Linked DNA regions of Mus musculus: region 2 is linked to region 1. The links are chromatin loops, found by intact Hi-C in ENCODE. Cell type or tissue: heart. All regions are shown on one strand. Each heading gives the region's core, and the rest is flanking DNA. Links, peaks and the distances in the headings are about the cores only. Region 1 overlaps Ctdspl (CTD (carboxy-terminal domain, RNA polymerase II, polypeptide A) small phosphatase-like). Region 2 overlaps Ctdspl (CTD (carboxy-terminal domain, RNA polymerase II, polypeptide A) small phosphatase-like).

Evidence for each region. Hi-C counts contacts between places; a loop is a spot of excess contacts. Peaks named below come from ENCODE experiments on the same cell type or tissue, not always from the same donor. Only the 100,000 strongest peaks of a DNase experiment are listed, where the experiment ranks them.
Region 2: a loop joins it to region 1, with 1.8 times the contacts of the local background. A loop is called at or near these places in 2 of 42 quality-filtered maps.

The regions. Positions count from the first base shown.
Region 1 is chr9:118,974,824-118,986,253 of GRCm38, forward strand. All of the region lies in intron 1 of Ctdspl (CTD (carboxy-terminal domain, RNA polymerase II, polypeptide A) small phosphatase-like), which reads left to right. Among named protein-coding and RNA genes, the nearest start is that of Gm33645, 45 kb to the right of the region's middle. RefSeq lists an enhancer at 4,663-6,965. In heart, for the core only: no CTCF peak of the experiment used is centred there; a DNase peak (open chromatin) is centred at 5,798; H3K4me3 peaks cover 713 bases; H3K27ac peaks cover 2,428 bases.
Region 2 is chr9:119,024,428-119,035,857 of GRCm38, forward strand. Ctdspl (CTD (carboxy-terminal domain, RNA polymerase II, polypeptide A) small phosphatase-like) reads left to right here. Exons shown (of 8, transcript NM_133710.3): 4 at 2,510-2,611; 5 at 5,769-5,825; 6 at 9,109-9,201. It overlaps Gm33645 (a long non-coding RNA gene), which reads right to left and starts at 1,283. Exons shown (of 2, transcript XR_379994.3): 1 at 1,120-1,283. Mir26a-1 (microRNA 26a-1) reads left to right here and starts at 7,369; the gene lies at 7,369-7,458. In heart, for the core only: a CTCF peak has its summit at 5,404 (motif pointing left); a DNase peak (open chromatin) is centred at 5,434.

The sequences.
Region 1 (11,430 bases), core at 4,700-7,199:
TGCCCCCACACAGTGCACCACTGCACGCTGAGTCTCGTGACTTTGTTCTGGAAACAATTAGAGATGAGATGAATGAACATAAAAGCTGGGAAGCCCGGTACAGGTTCCTAGTGCCTTCCATTTCATCGACCCAGAGCTGTGGTAATGTCCTATGACAGTAATCACCAATGGCCGACACTGGGCTCTTACTGATACACTTGTTATTTGGAGAATCAAGGGGCCTGTCTTGCTACATAAAGGGACAGGGTTGATAGAATTTCTAAAGGAAACCGAGTCTTTTCGCTTTGAACTTGTGGTGCAGATAATCTCACTGATTTGGTCCTTTTTTTAGCCAGCCAGTTCTCTGGTCAAGTTTTGAAAGGCTTGGGAGAACATGTGATTTTTTTTTTTTTTAAGTATCCTGGAGTATTTTTCCAGGCCTGGGCAGCTTGTGGGTCAATGCACAGCTATTTCCGTATGTGGGCAGGGTGGGAGAGCACTGTCAGTTCATGGAGGGCCAGGGCCTGGCGGGCTGAGCTGTAGTTGCATGGAAGGGCTCTTTCCTTCCCTCCTCCTGCTGCTTCCCCCTCCCCCGCCCTGGAGAGCTGCAGATTTGTCTTGCAGACCCACTTGAGTCTACTTGCCTGTACCTGCTGCACGGTATTTATCCTGAGCACTGATTCCCTTGTATTGTGAAAGCCCGGACTTCTCACATCTAAGGTGTAGCCGACAGGTATGAACCACTAGGCATTTGGGGAGTAGCTCGGGGGAATGTAGACTGTACTGGGGAGGAGTAGCTTTGGAATGCACCCTCCGGAAAACAGATACCCACAGTTCCAAGTGATACGGAAGCCCGCTGTTTTCCGAGGCTTGAGTCCTGGAACAGGATACCGGTAGGAAGGTATCCTTCAATCAAAGAGAAGATAGTACAGGCTGGCAGGTGGGGACAGAGTTCACAGGCCAGCTCTACCCTCACCTGTTGCTTTCCACTGTGATCCCTTTCCAAGAGTAGAACCTTTCAAGTCGGAGGACAGGCGGATTAGTTCTTGGGCCAGATGATTTCTGTCCGTCCCCAGAGCTCTTCTCCACCCTGTCTGTGTCCTGGATGCTTCCCAGTAGGGAGTCCGTAAATGGGCTCCCGAGCTTCCTGGCAGCCTCCTGTGTTGTTCTGCTTAGTGGACGACAGCAGGGAGAGAGAGAAGAAAGCATCCCTTCTCCCGCTCCTCTCTGTGACGGACCAAAGATCCGGGCACCTGGCACTATGTCAATTTCTGGTGACCTCTCTTTCCTCAACCCATCCCACCTAGGGTTTAAGTGCACTCCTGAGCCTGGTCCCAGAGTCCTGCCCCAAGCCCCATCTATAAATGGCACCTCTTGACCTCCTCCCATTCCTCATTTTGAGAATGCCATCTGTTTCCTGCCAGAACCCTGGTGGATAAGATTCCTAAGATCTGTTCAGATCTGAAGGAGGGTGAGTGTGTGGAGGGAACAGCCAGCCTCCTGGGGCACCTGCGTTTCAACAGTGCCTCCCTGATGGTTTACCATGATCCTGGGAGACAAGGCCAGGTCAAAACAGACCTCTAGAGCAGAAGTTCCCAGGATGAGGGAGTAGTCACTGGAACCCTGGTACGCACAAAGTGTAGGACTTGATTTCCAAAGAATGAGTAGAAAGAAATGGTGCCCAGTGGGGTGGGGAGTAAGCAGGGGACCACCCTACTGAGGGTGGCTGCTCACACTGTCCTCTTTGTCCTTGGACCTTGAACTTACCCGCTGGGTTTTCCCTTTGTTTCTAACCAAAAACGTCTCTTATACTGACCATGCACAGCTGCTCTGAGGTTCCCATGATGCTGTGCACGCCTGCCTGCTGTGTGGACCGAGCAGTCTGTGTGGACCTATCTGGTGTAGGTAGCATAGGAGAGTTGTGATCATAAGCCACCCTCCCCTCGTTGTGATGATGTCATAGGGAGCCTGTGGCCAAGTGGGTCACCATCTCTGCCTGGCGCAGGCACTGGCAGAAACTTCCTTTCTCCCCTGGAATGTGCAGTGTGTGCGTGTGTGCATACACACACACACACACATGAAGCATGATCTCAGAGACATCAGATTATACAATCATGTTGTCAGACAGCAGCCATATCCTCCTGACAGATCCCCTTGAGAGCCTTAGGACCGTTCACACACAGCCCTTCTAAGAATAGCTGCTTCACAATAGGCTCAAAGGAGAACGGTAAAAATTAAGAATTTTTAAAAGTTCAAACATTCTCAGTTATCAAAGTGGGCACCTTTTAAATAGAATTACAGTCTTAAAAATTATGCCACATGTAATTTTCTCTTTAAAAAATAGAGATTTAAGGACATTTGTCTTACCCTCTTGACCCGGTTAATAGTATGCTTGGCCATATGCATACTATGACATGCATGCATGTCGTATGACAGGAGATGCTAACGGAGTGAATGATAGGCATCAGGCAGGCCCGGAAAAGACGCACCATTAAATGCCTTGAGGAATATGCACTGTCCGGGTCTCATTTCCTGATGCTGTGATAAACCTCTAACAAAAGCAGTATGGGGGGGGGGGGGAAGGGATTATTTGGTTCATGGTTCCAAGTAACACTCCATGAGAGCAGAGGAGTCACTGGGACAGGAGCTTGAGGCCGCCGGCCACATCAGGTTCAGAACGAGAAACGGAGAGTAGAGAATATGTGCATGTTTGTTGTTCAGCTTGCTTTCTCCTCTGCTATACAGTCCAGGATCCAAGCCCAGGGAATGGTTCCGCCCACAGTGGGCAGATCTTCCTACCTCCGTTACTCTAATTGCTCACAGACATGCCGCCTACAAACCAGTCTGATTCACACAGTTCCTCATTGAGACTCCCTTCCCAGGTGCAGCTGGATGTGTCATGTGGACAGAACTCACTCTCACACACTGCCAAAGGACATTCATCCCACAGATGTTGGGACTCATGCATATAGCATTCTTGAGTAAATCTTAGGAGCAGGGCATAGCAGGGAAAGCTAGAATGAACCATACAAACTCGCTTTCCCATAAGCTAAACGCAGGTGCTCATAGAAAGGCTGTGCGCATTTTGGGAGCAAGGACACAAAGAGTGAATTCACTCTGATCTCATCGTGAAGTTCTCCTGTGGATTCAGGGAGGTGGAAGTTAACCTGTAGGGCTGAAACGGAAGCTTGCATACACAGAGGGCCTTGGTGTGCTCTCAGCCATGCGGCACGTGGTAAATGGAGCCCTCTGTTCTTAAGGTAGAAAACAAGCAAAGTCCTCAGTGTGTTTCTGAAGAAGTCTGAAAGCCTGTATGTCTTCCCCATGACCGTGTAGCAGCAAACCACAAGTGGTTAATGGAACAAAAGTCCCTTTTGTAGGGTCAGAACACAAACACAGCACAGGCTCTGCCTAGAAACCCGCATGAAAGGAAGGATGCTGGGAGCCACCCTCCGGGCTTGCTTCTGAAAGGCATCACCTGGGAGCACCCGCCAAGTGTCAGTCACAGCGTGCAACAATACTCGAAACGTGGATGTGTGATTAAAAACTGGCCCATAGAAAGTGGCGCACCTCCAACAGTGCACTCTCTCTCCCCTACCCCCGCTAACTGAATAGCCAGCATCATGTGTCTGTATAACCATGTCTCACCTAAGCTACATTTCTGTATTCCTTATTGTGTTATTCTTCTTCCTTGATTGTGTGTGTTTGCGTAGTGTCTATGTCTGTATGACTATGTAACTGTGTGTACATGGGTGAGTGGGTGTGCGTGCAGATATGTGCACTTGTGTGTGGAGACCAGGGGCTCACCACTGAGTGATTTCCACTGTTGGTTTGTTTCTACCTGATCTTTGGAAGTTGGGGGTCTTTCCCTAAACCCAGTACTCACTGTGTGGTTAGATTGGCTGGCCAGCATGCTCCAAGGAATCCACCTGTCTCCACACCTTCCTTATACTTCCCACCCAGCATTAGAGTTAGAAGTGCAGGTCCATGCCTCAGTTGTATGTGGGATGAGGGATTGAAGCCAGGTCCTGGTGTCTGGCACTTCACCCACTAAACCATTCTCCCAGACCACCAGTTACTCTTTTCTAACCTTCAGTGAACTGAGTTTCACTTTGCTATAAAGACAGTGTCCATGGGGCTGGAGAGATGGTTCAGTGGATGAGAGAACTGGCTGTGTTTCTTCAGAGGTCCCTGGTTCAATTCCCAGCACTCATATGGCATCTCACAGCTATCTGTAACTCCAATCTCAAGAGATCCAACCCCCTCTCCTTGCCTCTGCAGCATGCATGTGCCTGGTACACACACATGCATGTAAGCAAAGTACCTTTATACATGAAATGAAAAAGCAAAAAATCTCTTTAAAAAAATTATATGCATCCTTGTTAGAGACCAGAGTTAGTGGCCAATAATGTTTTATTGGGTAAATAACCCATACTTGCTACATTATTGGGTAAATAACCCATACTTGCTACATTATTGGGTAAATACACTATACTTGGTACGCATCGTGCCTTTCCTATCATATTTATCTTCCTGCCACAAGTCCCGCTTCTGCTAACTCAGAGGACATACCCATGCTGCGTATAGCTTGCTCATATTTTAACTTAAGCCCTCAGTATACTTTCGACCTGAGATATGGAGTAAAAGCATAGACAGTAGCATTCGTGAGCTGGTGTGGGAGCATGCACCTTTGGGCTCTCAATTTGAGACCACCCTGGTCAACATAGTGAATTCAAGGCCAGGCAGGGAGGGCTACACAGTGAGATGCTATCTCGAAAAAAAGAAAGAAAGATAAAAAAAATCTTTGATTCTTAAACAGGCTACCAAATTGTTCTTCAAAAGAATAGTAGCAGCCAAGCGTGGTGGCACATGCCTTTAATCCCAGCACTCAGAAGGCAGACCTAATTCTGTAAATTCAAGGCCAGCCTGGCCTACGGAGCAAGTTCCAGGATAGCCAGAGCTATTACACAAAGAAATCCTGTCTGGGGAACGGGAGGGGGGGGGGACAATAACAACAACAAAACAGAATAATAGCCATCTACCTACCTTTCCCCTAGAGCTGTGTTGTTATACCAACAATTTTTGGAGTTTTCTATTTTGTTGGTAGTGCTACTTACAAGGCTAGCTAGCTAAGCTACTTTGTTAGAACACGGGTACTCCATAGCCCAGGCTAACCAGAAGCTCGATTTGTAGCTTGAGCTAGCTTCCCACTTCCATCCACAAGCCCTCGAGGCTGGAATTCCAAGCATGAGCCACCCCACCGTACCCAGCTAGATATTTTTCTTTATAAAGGAGACTCGTGCTAACTCATTGGTTTCTCTGTTTATTTTGTTAGCCAAATAAAAATCAAGATACCCTTTTTGGCCAATTTCAAGAAATCTCACAGCATTCCATAGTGAAAACCACACCAAACCAGGGACTTTGAAAGCAGACAAGCCAGGTCCAGGACCCTGCCCCCGTGAAGTCCTAGGTACACATCCCTTGAACTCTCTGTTCTCTGCATGCGAGATGAGAAAACGCAGACCCAGCTTCCAGGTGTGGGACTGAGGCCATAAATGGACACCTACCCAGTGGCCTTGTTGCTTCTTGCCTTCTGTAGCCTGGGGCTGAGCAGGGGAACTAGGTGGCTGCTTTAGAGAAACAGGCAACCTTCCTGACTCAGGACTGCCTGTGGCCTGCCCTGAACAGCCCGGAGGCTGGCTGCTTCCAGGCAAGGGCCCCTTCACAGGCTGCGGCTGCCTCCTGCCAGGAGCTGGGAACAGAGGGGCTGTTGTTCTGGCGTTTCTGGAAACCAGCTTCCTGTTTTTCCTGCTGTGCCGTGTTGTTTTAATCTGTAGCAGAAGGAAAGAAACAGCACTGGGTGGGTAGCCTGTGTCCCACAGCCCTGCAGTGAGAGAGTCTGGTCCTTTCCTCCAGGGACTCTGTGGCTCACAGTCCTAGAGCTCTGTGACCTTGAACAGGGTCCTGATGCCAGGTTACCATGGGGAGGGAACACAGGGACAGCACCTTAGCACAGCCTGTAGCCTAGGATTCACAGTGTCTGTGTGAGCTGCTGGGGCATTTAAAATATCAGGCTGATGAAACAGTAAGCTTTTAGAGAGCCAGGGAGTCACACGTGCCTGCTCACGTCACAGCCCTGGACGAGCTGGGCTCCTGGGTTCACTCACCAGCCACAGAAGGGACTCTAGGCAAATGACTTAACCTCCCCACCTTTCAGGTTTTTGCACCTACAGGATGGGAAAGTAACAGTAATTACATCACTAGGTCATTGTGACATGTAAATCGGGTCTTGAGAGCTTTGGGTCCCACACTAGCCAGGCAGCCTACAAAGTTTTCTTGCTAAACACTGAACCCCATGGTTCAGAGGTCAAACTTTTAGTCAGAGACCTGGCAATCCATTTTAAAGATAGTCTAAGGAAGTTTCTCAGCTCACTAGAAGTCGATAGTATGTCTTAAAAATGCCACAAAGAGTGTATCAAATGGGTCTCTAAATGTTAGTAGTAAAATACAAATATTTTCTTCCTATCTGCTTGGATTTATAGAATTCGGGGGTGTGGGGAGTTGGGTTGGTGCCAGCATTGGTGTTCCTTGGTTTCAGGAAAGACACAGGCTGCCTTGCTCCTTCTGCAGAGGAGGGTTTGAGGTACTAGCTCACCATTTCTGAACGTGATCTCTGGTGTCGGGTGGGTAGACTTAGTATGATACATCCAGCATCATTCAAGGATTTCCTCGGAGGTACAGAGTGGATTGAGCACGTGGCGGCCATTTAAATCCCGGGGCGCCGGTGCTAGTCTTCAAAGCGCATGCGCAGGAATGAGTGCCGTGGCGTGGCTTATTCCTGAGGAGAGCTGGATGTGGTTACGGCGCCTGCTGTACCTCCTCAGTTACCTTCATGTCCACATCTGCCTTCTCGGGTCTTGGAGCAGGGGATGCTCTGGTTTTACAACAGGACAGAAACAGTAACACAGCTGCACTTCACTGCTCATTTGAAACTTCAGACCGGAGTCAGGACTGCAAGGGCATGGCGTTTCAATGTTTGCTCCTTTTTCATATCCACTCCACCACTGCTCTGACTTCCTCTAGTACCCCCTTCTCCCTTCCAACTTCATGCCCTTTTATGTATTTATTTATTTATTTATTTATTTATTTATTTATTTATTTATTTTCTTGAGACAAGCTCTCACTGTGTAGACCAGGCTGTCCTGGTCAAACTCACAGCGATTCAGCCACCTCTGCCTGCTGACGGCTGAGATTAAAGATGTGCTCCACCGTGTCTGGCTCCTCCTTGTTTGTTGTTATAGTAAAGCCAGAGACCCATATTCGGACCATACACTGGAGCACCGACAACGTACCAGCAGCAATATCCCCAAAGGAAAATGACTCCCTGCTTCAGCAGCCATCAACTATAAATAGGTCTTCCATCAAGAGTGGGGCCTCAGGGGCTCCTCCCCCTGTTCATGGTGAAATTTTGACTGGCTTGATCTTGTGCATGTTTTGCACTGACAGCCATATCCACTGTGAGCTGATGGGTGCAGCAGTGGCATCCTCGTCCAGAAGCCGGCATGCACAGCTCTCCTCCCCATCTATCCTGCAGCTCTCACATTCTTACATTCTCCCCTCCTCCTTCCCTACGATATCTGCTGAGCTTCGGTTGGAAGGTTGATAGAGTTGGTTCATCCACCGCCCAGAGCTCACGGTTATTTATATCGGCCCATTGACCGAGTTCTGTCTGAGTCTCTGCGATAGCCACTAGCCACTGGCAGGAGAACACTGGGGAAAGTGACAGAGATCTGCTGAAGAACAAGTTTGTTCTGGTTGGTTTGGTCTAACGTGGCACAGGGTTTCCAAGGCAGGTGGGTAAGGGCAAGAATAAGAAGGTGCTTCAAGCAGCCGCACAGGGCGCAGGTTCTGGTGTGCTGGGGGTTGGAAGTCTGGTTAAAATCACTGGGCCACATGCAAAAGATGGTGTGGGAGTAGGAGGGGAACTCAGTAACAAGTTTGGCAGGGGGGATGAAAACGACTAAAACTTAGTACGCACGCACGCACGCACGCACGCTATTGTCAAACAAACAGAAAAGCTCTGTCCTAGAGCAGAGCTCTTTAATTGTGCCTTCGGAAGCATCTTGGTGAGGGGCACGGATCAAATATTGAGCTCCTCCAGAAGTGAGGGTGTGTCTGAGTGCCAGGGTGCTCCCAGAGGGAGGCCAGATCCTCCCTGCAGTCATCAGCCAGACTCCCTCCCTCCCATGTATGCATTGAGGCCTAAATTGCAAACAGGGTTTGGAACAGAGTACCAGGGCTTTGGTTGGCTCTAAGAACATTCTTTATAGGTGGCCATGAACTAAGGATTCTTTGTTTAAGAATCAGGCCCAGGAAACCAAATAAGGATTAACCAGGTTGTGAGCTACACCAGCCAAAGATGAAGGGTCGCTGTGTGTTCACCGAACAGGAAAGGATGGTGGACTGGACGGTATGCGGGTGTGGGTGAGGTGGGCTGTGGGATCACTTGCTCTCCAGTAGCAGTGCAGAGCAGGGATGTATTAGTTATCCTTTGGCAGGCTTAATAAGGGAAGCTTGAAACCTTGGTGGATTAACATTGTACCCATTACACAGATGCTTCCCCGACCATCTCTCCCCAGGGATCCACAGATCCAGTTCATCACTCCTCCATCTTGTCTTCAGTGGCCTCAGAGCCCAGCATCTGGCTCCACTGTGTTGTCTTTAGTTGGTTCTACTTATTAAGTAATTATATGAGCCAGATGCTTCTGAAGGGCTTTGCAGGCAGGTTTTCAATTCATCTTTATGACCTTGCTCTCACAGGTAGGGGACCCAAGGCTCCAAGAGTTCAGGTGGTTTAGTCAGAAAATTCACAAGCATGAAAGTGGACAGAGTAGGGACTCATGCCCATATTCCCAGCATTTGGGGGATGGAGTCAGGAGAATCAGAAGTTCAAGGCCAGCTTGATCTATATAGTATCAAATTCTAGGCCAAGGTTGCATGAGATCCTATGTAAAAAGAAAAAAAAAAGTATGCAAAAATTAAAATAATATTTTTAACTGAGGTCTGTCTACCTGACCCATCTACTGTGTTATGAACTCCCCGCTTTTCTTGTAGACTAGGTCATACTGTGTAGTCCCAACTGACCTGGAACTTGCTACATGGCTAGCCTTGAACTCACAGAGACCCACCTGTCTCTGCCTCTTGAGGGGCCCCATACTACTGTGCCTGGTTTATGCCTTCTAACTTGGCAATCAAGGCAAGACTTAGTAACCGATGTCCCTAGGCTGCCTGGAATATTCAGGATTAGAAGGACACCGATCTCCAAATCCCAGATTCCCCCCAACTTAAAACAAACAAACAAAACCAAACCCTGGCAAACAGGAAAAATCCCTTATTCTGACTTGAACTCTAACTTCGGTGGCCTGGCCCGGTGCTTCATAGATAAGGTGGCCCACACTGGATGCTGAGCCTTGTCCCAGTAACCCAGAGAGGAAGCGCGAGCTCTCCAGGAGCCCAGCTCTGCATATCCTGGTACCCCAGGCATTTTCTGGGCTTTTTATTTGTTGCTTCATTTATTAGTTCTTTGGCCCACAGAAAGTTACAGTAGCCATCGGCACAGTGTCTGACAGCCATTTGCATATTTGCGTGAATTTTAAAATCAGCTTCACTTCCCAGTCTCCAGGAAATGAGCAAAAACTGTTCTGGTTTTCATTAAAATGGCATCGAATCTGCAGTAGAACAATTTGTAAATATTCCTTACAATATTGAACCTCGAAATCCATAAAGTTCCTGCAAATAACATTTGGAAATTTTCCTATGGAGGAATCTAACGTATCTAGGATTTGCTTTTATATATTTTATATTTTTTTTATGTTAGCCTACATCCACAACTTTGAATTTCTTCCCTTTTCTAAATGCTTTCCGTGTCCTGTGGGGGTGGGGGGGAGGAGTGTGTGATTTACGCATGTGTGCATTTATATGTGTGTGCCCATGTGCGTCACATGGGAAGGCCAAAGGACATTGAGTCCCCTGTCTCACTGACCCTGGAGCTAGGCTGGCTGTCAGCCAGCAAGCCTCAGTACCTGCCCCACCCAACCCCCAATGTGTGACCCTGCTGCCCTTTGCCCCAAAGTCCCACCCCAGTGGTCCCAGTTATAATTATGTGACCACACCCACCTTTTTATATGCGTGCTGGGGATTTGAACTCGCTTGCACAGCTGGTGATCTGACCCCTGAACCATCTCCTAAGCCCGGCTTTAGAACTAACCTCTGTCTCCCAGCTAAATAAGTGTGGAGCTTCTCATAGATCGTCAATGCGCAGCATCCAAGCAAGCTTCCCACACACACGTTTCCTATAGCACTCCTGTAGCATGATGCTTCCACCAGGCAGGGGCAACTTCCTTGTCTCATCCTTGATCTCAGCAGGAAGCCGTCGGTATTTCAGCAGGAGTGTGATGAATGCCTGAGTTATTTATAGAAGTCACTTATCAGACCAGGAAGATCCTATCATAAATGGCTGTTGGCGGTTACCCCATTCTCTTCCTCTGAATCTGTGAATAGGGTCATTTGCTCTTCCGCCTTTATTTGCATACGATGGCGTGGAGTCATGGGTTTGGGTGCAGGCTTGGTTGGACTCAGAAAATGACTTTGATCCTGATTTCTGGGAAGCCATGTCCAAGATGGCTTCTATCTCTTTGGAAAGAGTACATGTAGCATTGATGATGTTTGGGTCTTTAAACATTTAGGAATTTTCTTTCCTGTCTACTGTCATTTTATATTTTCATTAAGAAGTCAATTGTTGGGCTAGGTGTGGTGGCTCCTAGGTATAGTGTAATCCCAGCGCTTGGGTGAGAGACTGGAGGGTCTCTGGGAGTTCACAGGCCAACCTAGTCATCATCAGGAATTCCATGAGGGTTGTCCTGGGGACCGAACTCAAATTATCAGGCTTGGCAAGCCACACGCGAGTGCGCTTTTGCCTCCTGAGCCGGCACACAGACCTCACCCACTTCCGTTTCCTCTAACTATTCCCTCTCTTCCCTTGGACTTGAGTCGCCACAGGCCTGTTAGTCCTGTCACTACATACCTTCTGTCTGTCTGTCTGTCTGTCTGTGGGTGACAGGGTCTCATGTAGCCCAGGCTGGCCTTGAACTCATGACCCTCCAGGCTCCACCTTCCCAGGGCTCAGAGTAGGGACCTGAACAATTCCTGGCTCTTCCCCTCTGTGTGTTCCCAGCTGCTCCGTGTTTTCTCCCTTTCCATTGGGTTTGGAGCGGATTCTGCCTTGTGCCCTCTCCTTGTTCCTCATGTTCTTCTTGCTGAGCTTTTAAGCACTGAATCTTTGCTTCCTCCTTGTTTGTCACCGTCCACAATTTCTACGTGTCCTTCTAGCTCTGTTCTGTTTCTGGTTTCCCTGGAAACTATTTTTTTTTTTACCTCTTTGAACCCTTGTAA
Region 2 (11,430 bases), core at 4,281-6,780, 49 kb after region 1:
CTTGCCCTCTGCCGGAAAGTCAATAGCTCGAGTAACAAAGTCTCACCCACCTGGTCTTCTTTTCCGTGCATCATTGGTTCAGGGACATCTATGTTTTTAATTACTCTTAGCTCACATCTGTGAAGTGTGGGTCATGTGTGCTAAGGAGGCCATTTTTAGTCTTGGGCTCGGAAAACCACGGAGCCCCTTTGGGCAGATCCTTGGTGGTTTCAGATCTTCGAGGGGTAGAATTGCTAGAGGCTTGTTTTCCAGGCTAGCAACTTAAACGACTAAAGTTATAAGCATTGCTTTAGTAGTGTGTAAAGCAAGGGGGGTGGACTGGAGGGATGCAGGCTGAACATAGGGGGTCGGGGGCCTGGTGGGATGGCTAGAAAAGGAAAGGTTCTCACCTGTCCACATTCTTCACGGTGAGACTGTATCTGTCTTACATGATAGTGTGATAAAGTCAAAACAAATGTTATCCCGGTCACATGCATACCTACTGCTGGGGACTGCCCATCTCTTGTTTATGTTCACTTGTGGGACTGACTCTCCCTGCACCCAACAAATCTCAACCCTGCTTGTAAGATAAAATGTTTATCTACAAAATTTCTTGCAAGTTTAATGATTTTTCTCTAGTAACCCGCTGACTCCGTTTTTTTTTAATGGTGGAAACAGCCCCCCTCAGTCCCTGAATTCCATGTCAGCTGCCAGGGGACATCCCACCTCCCTTGCTGGTGCTAGGGGGCCCTGGAGGAAGAGCAAGCTTTAGTTAAAGCTGTGAGAGATAGATCCTTCTGGGCCTTTTTGTCTCCATGATTTGGAAAGTTACACCAATCCAGGGAGCATCCTAGAGTTAGGGCTGCCTATGGCCTTGTGCAGCAGCTCTTCTTGCTCAGCCCCTCTGCTGGGTGATCATGGTGCCTGCTTCCTTCGCTAGCCTCCCGACTGTGGTGTGCAGTCACTGTTGGACTAGCTAAAGTTTAATTTTATTTTCAGTCCTGGGACTAAACCTAATGCCTCCCACACGCCAGCCTTTTATCCTATTACTCGCCCTACTTTTTGAGACAGGGTCTAAGTTCACCAAGTGAGCCCTATACTCTGTAGCCTCGACAAGGTTTGAGCTGTTTATCCTCCTACCTCAGTTTCCTGAGTTGCTGGAGTCACAGGCCTGCACCACCCAGCCCAGCTTTAAAGTTGATTTTTTATTAGCTGCCGTTCAGAGGGGGAAGTATCAGCCACTTTAAAGGAAATACTCCTGATTTCAGGCTTGCTCTTCTTGCTTGAAAAACTCTGCTGTTCATTCTTCCGTGGCTGAGTCTAGATATTTAATTATGTTTTGTTTTGAATCAAATATTAAACAGTTTGCAGGAAAAAAATTAACTAGTTAACTTTAGGCACGGAACGTACCACAGTCAATTAAAATACTTCACATTATCTCTGGAATGAGGCAGAGCCCAAAGAAATAAATACTCAAAACAGAGAAGGCTGGCTGAAATTACAGAGCAGTGTATTAGCTCTTTATGACCCATCACAAGACAGCAGTCAGCTGCTGTAAAGACTCTTTGGTGGACACAGCACATGGATTGGAGTCTAACTCAATCTAAGAGGCACAGATGTCCTATCCATTCAGTTTCATGCCACAGCAGCGCGGGTGCCAGTTTAAACTTTAATACTTGAAGTGCAACTGGTTAGTGCGTCTACAGTTTCTCTTCTACTGATTAAGGATGCCTGACATGGGGGCTGAAGAGACGGCTCATTAATTAGGCGTTTACGCCACTCTTGCAAAAGGACCCAGGTTCAATTTCTCACACCCTCATAGTAGCTCACAACTACCACCTGTAACTGCAGTTCCAGTAGGTCTGACGCCCTCTTCTGGACTCTACAGGCACTTGCATACACAAAGCACACATACAGACAAGCAGGAACACATAAATAAAAATACCAGTCATTGAAGGGAAAAAAAAAAAAAAAACCCGCAGGTCCAACCTAGCTCCAAAGTTTCCTGAGAGGTTACAGTGAGTTTTAGGCAAAATACAACCCCAGGAAAAAGGCCCATGAAGTCTAAATAACCATTACAAGTAGATTCTGATGGAATCCATTTTAATAATAATAATAGCTATTAATATTATTATTATTATTAATAGCCACCTCATGCATGCCAAGAAGGACCCTGGCTGGTTTACTGTGGGTATAGCTGATAAGCATCTACCTTACGTGGAGGTGTTATCATCTCAGCTAATTAAAAATAATGTGTCTGCCGTGATATTGAAAGCTCAGACTTGACGCCAGAGCACAGACCCTCACGGTAGTCACAGAAAGGCACTGTTTCAGGGGGGCAGAGTTTCCACTGCAGAACCCTGTTACTACTTTTAATAAAGCCGTGTGATAAGCTTAGCCAGGCCTTTGAGTGCTTGCTTTTGTTCATACCCTCACTAATGTGATCACCGTGGACCTTAGGTTAGTGTTGGGGAATCAGACTCCTACATTGAGCTTATAATATTGATTTTTTTTTTCCCTCTTCCTTTAGCCACCAGCTAAATACCTCCTTCCAGAGGTGACGGTGCTCGACTATGGAAAGAAATGTGTGGTCATTGATCTAGACGAAACCCTGGTGCACAGTTCGTTTAAGGTAAATCCCACAGGCAGTATCCCTTGGGGGTGTATGTGACTTCATCACCATCCCGTGGAAAGGGTGAAAGCTTGTGACTGCTTGTTATAACTTGACTCCTCAGGAAGACACCCCAAGAACTCAGGGTGACGGTTAGACCTATCCTGTTACCCAGGTGAATATGGGCTGCAATAATTGATTATTAAGTCACTGGCTTGAGGAAGCCCATTGGCTGGGCTGCCAGTGTCTCTGAGATCTCACCGTTTCCTTGAGATCTGGGCTTCCCCACTCTAAGCCCTGTAGAAATGCTTTTAGGTTCAAGTGGCACAGGCAATCAGGGCACCAGGATGTGACGTTTGTTGAAGGAACTGGAGCATTGTGCATTTTGTTGGGTGGTGCACCGGGTGGGTAATGTTGAAAACTGTCTGGTAGCCCTGCTGTCCTGGGAATGTTCCCAGATCAATTTTTGAACAATGGTGGGTAATGTGGGAAACTGTCTGGTAGCCCTGCTGTCCTGGGAATGATCCCAGATCAATTTTTGAACAATGTCCAACTGGAAGGACGCCTTCCAGAGTTAAGCATCCGAGTGGCCTGGGCGTCCATTCTGATCATTCTCATGCTGGGTTTTCTTGTGCCCTCACAGCTGACAGAGCGCTCACCTTCACAGCCCATCCCAGTGGGTGCGGAGCTGTGGTTAAACTATGTGAAAATGAAAGTCAGGGGCTTTCTGATCTCTATCCCTGCTCCATCTCATTCGGGAGGGAGCGGCAGTGGCTACATTGTTAATTCACCGCTCCAAACAAGTAGAGTTGTTTAGAAGAGACAAATGCTGGCACATGTGGGTGAGTGGTGTGTTGGGGAGAAGCAGGGGGCATACGAGCTTGGTTCTCATCTTTCTGGACTATTCCCTGTCAATAAAACTATTCTACCCTGGTCAGTCTCAATATGTTCCTCATGCCCCACTGCCTTGGGATGCCTCTTACTTCGCTGAGAGATGCAACTGGCTCCACCCATGATGAGTGTCTCAGCGTGAGCCCTTGTCATTTCTGGCAGGTCATCAGGCAGAAGAATCATTAGATTTACCTCGCATCTTCTCAACGAAGGCTCAGCACGAGGCCAGGAGGCCATCTTTAAGGGCTTGGGAATATAGATAACCTAGCAGTGAGAAAGGACCTCGTTCTAGCTGCTGAGGCTTGTAGGACCACCTCATTACCCAGCATTCCAAGGGCCTGGCTCTTCCAGGATTGTGTTCCTGGGGCCACAGTGGCCTGGAGTGCAAGCTTGGTTCTAAATGACATTGCAACATTTCCCTTCTGTGAAACAAGCAACTGGGGGCATCAAGCCTTTCAGAGCAGGGGTCAGCTTCTGTCGCAGCATAGAGAGTGCCCTCCCAAGCAGCTGCGGACAAGCTGCCCAAGATTACCAAGGGTTCCTGGCTCCAAGGCCAGGCCTTGGCAGCACTGGTGTCTCTGACCAGAGGGCATGGCCTCCCCAAGCTGTAAATAAAACTCCCTCATTTCTTCTCTGGCCTCACTACTTTTTAAAATTATCTTTTACTTTGTTTTATTTTTCTATTTTTGCACTGAGTGTGGATGTGTGGGTGACACAGCATGTGTGTAGAGGTCACACTACACGTTTAGGAGCCCGGTCTCTCCTCGCACCGTGGGTTCCAGAGATCAACGCATGTCACCAGGCCCTGTGTAGCACTGAGCTATGTCTCCTTGCTGAGCCATCTTGTGGGCTTGGACCAGGCTGCTTTTGCAAGTGGAATGTTCCTCATGATATTTAATGTTTTCTGAGCATTTCAAAGTCTCTTGGGGATGTGTCCACCGTGAACCCCTCTCACGTGTGACTCCCGAGTTCGTGGAGTCGGGAAAAGCTCCGGCTTCAGGGTGGTATCATCACGCAGTGCGTGGGAGTTCACGACCACACTTGGAAGCTAGGAGCCATTTCTCCTCTCTTACTTCACCCCGTGCAGAGGGATTTCACAACCCAAAGCCTTTGACAACTTCTTCTTCAGTTGTTTTCTCTGATTTTCGTAATTCTATATTTCGGTGGTAACATTATGAAATTTTGAATTCGTCCCTCGCCTTCCTGTCCTGGAAACATTAACTTCGGGCTTAAGTAGCGCTCCCGCATCTGAGCATTTAGTCGCGGGTCTAGTCTACCGCAGTCCACAGTTTTCAGTGTATACGTCAAGGGAAATGTGTGGTGCACTGAGGGGCTTAGATGTAGACCCGGTTTACAGTCTGACCAAAGGTTCTGCATGTCCTTCACCACCCGGTGGCCACCATATGCCCAAGTCGCTCTTTCCCTAACGTCTGCAGGGTGACAGTTCTTTTGAGCCTCTCCGTTAAGTTTTCTAACGTGTGGGATTCCATTTAGAACTGCTTATGAGCCCGTTGTTCAATGACTGTGACTGCTGAGGTAATATTTTATTTTTCAAATGTGTTTAATACTAACCAAGGGTTAGGTTAAATGCCTGTGAAGTTGTAGGTAAGCTGTCTTGTGTTTCTTAGAACAGAGCAGTTAGGCTGGCCGTCCTCCAATCCCAGAGTAGGAAACCAGGCCAGGCCACCAGGCAGGGCCTGAGGCCTGATGGAGCCGTGGGGACCCATCGCACCCACCACCATAACAGTTGAGGAGCAGATGCTGAAGTCCAGAGGGGAATGTCTACCCAGGATATTCGCCTGTGGCATCTGGCTTTCCGCCTGCTGTGGCTCTGTCCTCTGAGCATCCTGTGCCAAGCTGCCCACACTCTGAGTCCAAGGACAAATTGCTTTTCCAGTGGTAGTGACAACTGGCCAGCAGGCATTCATCTCTGCCCCCTGGTGGCCATCAGTGGTCCGTCCCCGTCCCCCCGTCCCCCATCCTGTCTGGGCTCCAGGCTGGAGTCTGAGCAGCCCCATTCTCTTGCCAGACTATGCCACCCTTTGCAGTTGAGGCAGGCAGGTGTCCAAGAGATTGGGCTAGATGCTGGAACTCCAGGACACTCAGGACAGGAAGAAATACTCCTTCCTACATGTTTATTTCAAGGACCCAAGGCCTCTGCCAGCATCCTTGTGAACTATTTCCTGCCATCGTCAAAACATTGGTCCAGGCAAGCTTCTTTCTTGCTACAATTTCCAATTTTCTCTTTCCTTTCATATGTATTAATCACAATTTCTTTTCTCTCTAGCCCATTAGTAATGCTGACTTCATTGTTCCTGTTGAAATCGACGGAACCATACACCAGGTAAGGAACCAGAGTTAGCCTGCAGTTCCAGAGAGCATTTTCTTGTAACCACACTCCCTGGGAACATCATTTTTTCAATTCTCACTTCAGTGGCCATTTTATTCTAACTTCAGGAAACAAACTTTGTATAATAAGTATAGTAAGCCAGGCATGGAGGCAGAGGCAGGCAGATCTCTTGAGTCTGAGGACAGCCTGGTCCACAAAGCGAGTCCTTGTACAGCCAGGGCTACACAGAGAAACCCTGTCTCAAAAGCTAAATAAAAATACTGTGAATGATTCTCTGCCTCATGCATGCATTTGCTTTTTACCGTGTTTATGAGGACCCTTTTCTGTTAATAAATATTAGGTATGATCTCTGATTTGATTTCAACTTTTAGGAGCCTTTGTGCAATCCCCTAGTTGTCCCCACCGCTGGCCGGGTTTGACATCTGGTCAACTTCATCATGCATTTGCTTTTGGCTTCTCCTAGCAACAGGAAAATGCCACCAGTCACCCACTGACGGAGCATTCTTGGGAAAAATGTCCACTTTGATGCCAACTGCTCCCGTGAGAGCTTCTCTGCCCATGTGGTTTTCTCCAGTGTCTTTTTTAGCAAATACTCAACCCAGAGCAAAGGGGAAGGGTGTGTTAAGACCAGCAGGGTGCTGTGCATAAATTGTCATCGTCAGCTGGCATCAATCTTCTTCCGGTTTTTGGGGTTTTCTGTTTTGGGGTTGTTTGTTTGTTTGTTTGTTTGGGGGAGTTGCTTCTTCTTTATTTTTTCTTCGTCATCAGCAAGCTCTTCTGGAAATGACTTCGTCTATGAATACATTAGAAACATGGTAGAAAAGCTCGCCTTGGAGGTTAAGGTAGATATAGTTTTGCCACATGTTTCTTAGGAGTGATGGGACAGACTGTCTCCCCCATCAAACTCAAGGCCTTAAGGGGAGAGTATCTGGCCTCATATCCCAGGAAGGGACAGACATTTCCTGGTTCCTGGGCCACACAGGATGTCATTTCTTAACGATGCCAATAAGGCTCCTTAACTCTTGAGTGCAGTTTAGAACAATCCAGGGCTGTGAAATCAGCTGTTTTAGCCATTCCGTTGCCCAGACAGAAGGTTATATATGACAATCATCAGGATAAGATTTCCTGACTCCTAAGCCAGGGCTCTTTCCTTAGACTTGGTTCCCCCTGTCTCCCTTACCCCCACCTAGCTCTCTATCCTGTCCTACAGGACATAGGACCTGGGAAGGTTTCAGGCACCTGGTCACTTACCATTCACAAAGCACCAACTGAATTAACTCCACCCCCGCCATGCAGTTAGGACCTCTGCGCTGGTTGTTGTGTCTAAAGTCGAAGAGTCCTTGAGGTGAGGCTCAGGAGGACTGCCCAAGAAAATAATTCTTCACACCACGTGGCCACAAGCACGTCCGGAGTGCAGGACCCACCCCGGCTTCCCTTGCCCCTTCTCTTTGGCAGTAGACACCCCGGGCATCAGGGCTGGGAGCAGAAACTCCAGAGAGAAGGAAGGTACAAAAGCTGGAGGACCGAGGCCCTGGCGAAGGCCGTGGCCTCGTTCAAGTAATCCAGGATAGGCTGTGCAGGTCCCAAGGGGCCTATTCTTGGTTACTTGCACGGGGACGCGGGCCTGGACGCCGGCATCTGGGCCCAGGAACCTCCTTTCTGCTAAAGGCGGCAACAACAGAGTTTCCCCCGTCCATCTCCAACCCTTTGCCTGTAGCCAAGCTTGCTGGCCAAGCAGTCCTCCCGGAGACTCAGGACCGGAGGCCACACCCAGTCACTGGCACCAGCAACAACGAGTGTTATGAGCAAAGCAGGTCCTGCAGCTGCTACAGCCACACAGCTCTGCCCTCAGCCTAGCCCAACACCCCAGCTCAGCAGGATCCTGGTGGCACCCAGGATAGACCACCTATATTCCTCTGGCCCCTCTCTCCACCCTCAGCTGCAGAGCCAGACCCCCAACCCACTCCTAAAGCTAGCCAGCCGCTTTCTCTCCAGGTCTTTGCCCTAGGAAGCGCCTTTTCCTGGCATGCTGCAAAGCAGTGTTTCCATCTAGGAAGTCTGTCCTGCAGTGTGTTTTCCTTGCATGGGGTGCAGTCTTGTGTCTCCTCTCCCTTTCCGCAGCCCCCTCCCCTGCTCTGTCTGCCCTTAGAGGCCCTGTGGCTTACTGCTACCTTTAGCTCTTTACCTTAACTGCTTCCTCCCTGAGCAGCCTCCAGGGCTTCTCTCACTGCCTATGGTTGGCTGTGGACACAGGCTTTGGCCCAACACAAACCCAAGTGTTGTGACGCTTCCGATCCTCACGTTCACACTTTGCTCGGGTTGGAGGCTCAGCTCTCTCTCTCTCTCAGCGTGTGAGCTCCTCTTTATTCAAGGTCAAGGCCAGATGTTGCTTTCTGAGACGCCCTCTGGAAGGGAGAATTATCTTGAATGAATACCCCACTGTGAGATTTCTTGTGTTCACTAATTTCTGTCAGTGTGTGCTCAAGACTGAGTGAGCTGAGCCGGCAAGGCCCACCACACGAGTCTCCAGAGGATTGGGGGCTCCAATTCAGCCTTGTAGCTGAACTGAGCACAGCGCTGAGACCTGGTAATTATGTTTTATTTTAAAGATGTAGCTAACTTCTAGTGGAATTTACTCAAGTTTTAATTGGTCCCTCCCTCTGCCCACTGCCTCTCCCTGGCTTTGCTTTCTCTCTTCCAGTTCCTACACATTCCTTTAGCCTCCAGAGACTGCAGCCTGGGTGTTAGGTGAAACCAGCTGCTTCGCAGGCCTGTCTGGTCTGATCAGAAGGATACACAGAGCCCAACTGTGGGAAGCAGCCCCTTACCCATGTGAAGTGCTTTCTGTACCCCTACACAAGCAGGGTGACCTCCATGGTGTCCACTAGAAAGTTTTCAAGTGCATTAACCCCAGGGGGCAGGGATGTTCAGAGTTGGAGGCCGCAGCTAGTCCTAGACTTCCAGAAGGACAGCACCTAGGCTGTGGCCTGTGGCCACATAGGGGCTGACTCAGCAAGTGCCAAGTGGATGCATGAGCAACTGCGACTGGACATGGCACAGCTGTGCTCTGCTTACTGGCTCCGAAGATACTCAAGAACCTTGACGACGTGGTCGGCTTTCCTTTCTCTCTACAAGGGTTGAGACGCAGAACCTAGTGCAAGCTTCAGTAAATCGTACATAGGCCTGGCAACAGGAGAAGGGCCCCTTGGCAGTTCTTCCAAGGCCCACGCTGTCCCTGGATGCTATGACTGACAGCTCTTGTCTCCTCCCACCGCAGGTGTATGTGCTGAAGCGACCTCACGTGGACGAGTTCCTCCAGAGGATGGGGCAGCTCTTTGAGTGTGTGCTCTTTACTGCCAGCTTGGCCAAGGTGCGTCCTTTTCGTCCTGCATCCTGTGTCCTGCATCCTGCGTCCTGTTCCCAGCCGTCATCCCAACCTCTCCACCCTCCACCACACCCCCCAAGCTGCCAAGAGCCCTTTGTTAAGGTGGAGGAAGCTATTTTTACGGTGACAGGTTCCCACCCCAGATGCGATAGATGCAGGCCATGTGCACACTGCTAGGCTGAGAGGTTTCTGGTTACCATGGTGACTGGGAGCATTTGGAACAAATGCTCCATGAAGTTGCTTTATGCAGCCACCTGAAACCAGTTATCCACAGACAAAACCACAAGACCCGTCCATTGTGACTGTGGATGGATGCAGGTGTGGGGGAGTCTCCCTCACGCATTGAAGAGCAGCCAGATTTTAGAGTCCCTGTGTCCCCGTGTTTGATGGCCACAGGTTTCAGGGAGGAACAAGTTAAGAGGCAGGTGTCAAGTGTCACTGGCAGGCACAGAATGTTGGGAGTTCTGATAGCCTTGGGAGCTGAATGGTTTCTGGTAAATTCCTTTACCTCTGGCACATTGGTTTCTTCTTGTCTAATTGGGGATAATTCCATCTGCCTGTTAGAGTTCATTAAATGAAATGGCCCATGTGAACGGCTCAGCACAGCCCCAGATTCCCATCAAGCAGACGTTCATTGAGCCCTCACTGTTCTCTGGGCACTGCCATGGACACTGTCGCAGGGTAAACACTCCTGATGTTCAGTATTTACCATCATAAGCACCAATAGCATCCAGACAGGCTTCACAGGTGAGTTGAAAGCAGGCGGAGTAGACCCTAGCTCGCTCTCCCAAATCCTTTCTGTGCCGACCGTGACTCTCGCAGAGTCAGTCAATCCACTTAGCAGAGGCACCTGGGTCTTCATGGGTACCTGGAAAACTCTGAGTGGCCCCAGAGATGAGATCTGTGGTGTGCAGAATTCCGGGAGCCACTAGCAGCTCCCTCCCCCACGGCCTGCCTGGGATAGCACCCATCCTCATCTGCCTGTTGGATCTTCGACCCCAGGTCTTCAGCCCCACTCTGCTGGCTGGGGCATTCCTGGCTGGGTCTATACTCTATGCTGACCAAGGCAAGAGCCACACATTCTGCTCCACCAGCGTCGTCAGCCAGCCTCAATGGGAGCTGCTAACGAGTGATCCCGAGCCTGGGTTTTGATCTCATGTACACAAAGCAGAACACGGCCTCAAGGAAAACATAGTCGTCCCCAGTGGTGTCAAGACTAATTGCGTGAGCAGCTTCAGTGGTGCTCGTGACGCCGCTCCGGGATGCTGAGGAACCTGAAGTAATAAGCAGCCAAATAGCGAGCGAGCGGGAAGATTGCACCCGAGCGCCGGACTGAGGCTTGGTTTTTGTGGTTTTTTTTTTTTTTTTTTTTTTTCCTTAGCAAGATTGAAAACTCTTCCTAGGCAGGGTCCCCAGTGTTCACTTAAACATCCTTGTCTGGGCCGCTCTTCCTGGGCTGTTCCCACCTGCCCCACCATCTGTTTCTCTAGCCCTGCTTCAGAGTTATTCTTGCCTGCAGAGCCAAACCCAGTTCCCAGCTCGGCCTCAGCCTTCCAGCCCCAATGGTCAGGTTGGACTGGTGGTCGGGGTTCCAGCTCTGGCTAATGAGTTTAGCTCAGCACTCAGCCAGCAGCTTTTGTATACTGCCTCCCCGCCTCCTGCTGGGGCCTGCAGGGACAGCGCTCCGACTCTCAGACTGCTATGGTCTGCTGGTTTGTCATGCATCCTTTGGTTCATTCGCCCCTCTTGCTTAGTAGGGCACCAAGGAGAAAGGATGAACCCCCGTGTCCGGTGCCTGTAGTCTTCATCCCGGTCTTGCAAGCCAGGAGCCCCTAGACACTAACCTAAAAGATGATCGCCAGGACTGGAGAGATGGCCCAGCACTGGCCACCTTTGCAGAGGATCCAGGTTCAATCCCCAGCACACACATGGCAGCTCACAACTGTCTGTAACTCCAGTTCCAGGCATTGGATCCAATGCCCTTGCCTGGCCTCTGTACACACTGTATGCATACATGACGCCCACACATACATACATGCAAGCAAAGTACACATGCACATAGGTTTTTTTTTAATCGTATAAAAAGTATAAAAACCAAAGGCTGATTGCCACACTGACGGTCGCAGAGGAGAAAAGGAACCCTCTTTTTCCATCCGCGTCAACCTTCTGTAGACGGCTCACATGCCCCTTCGCCCATCCCTCAGAGAGTGCTCT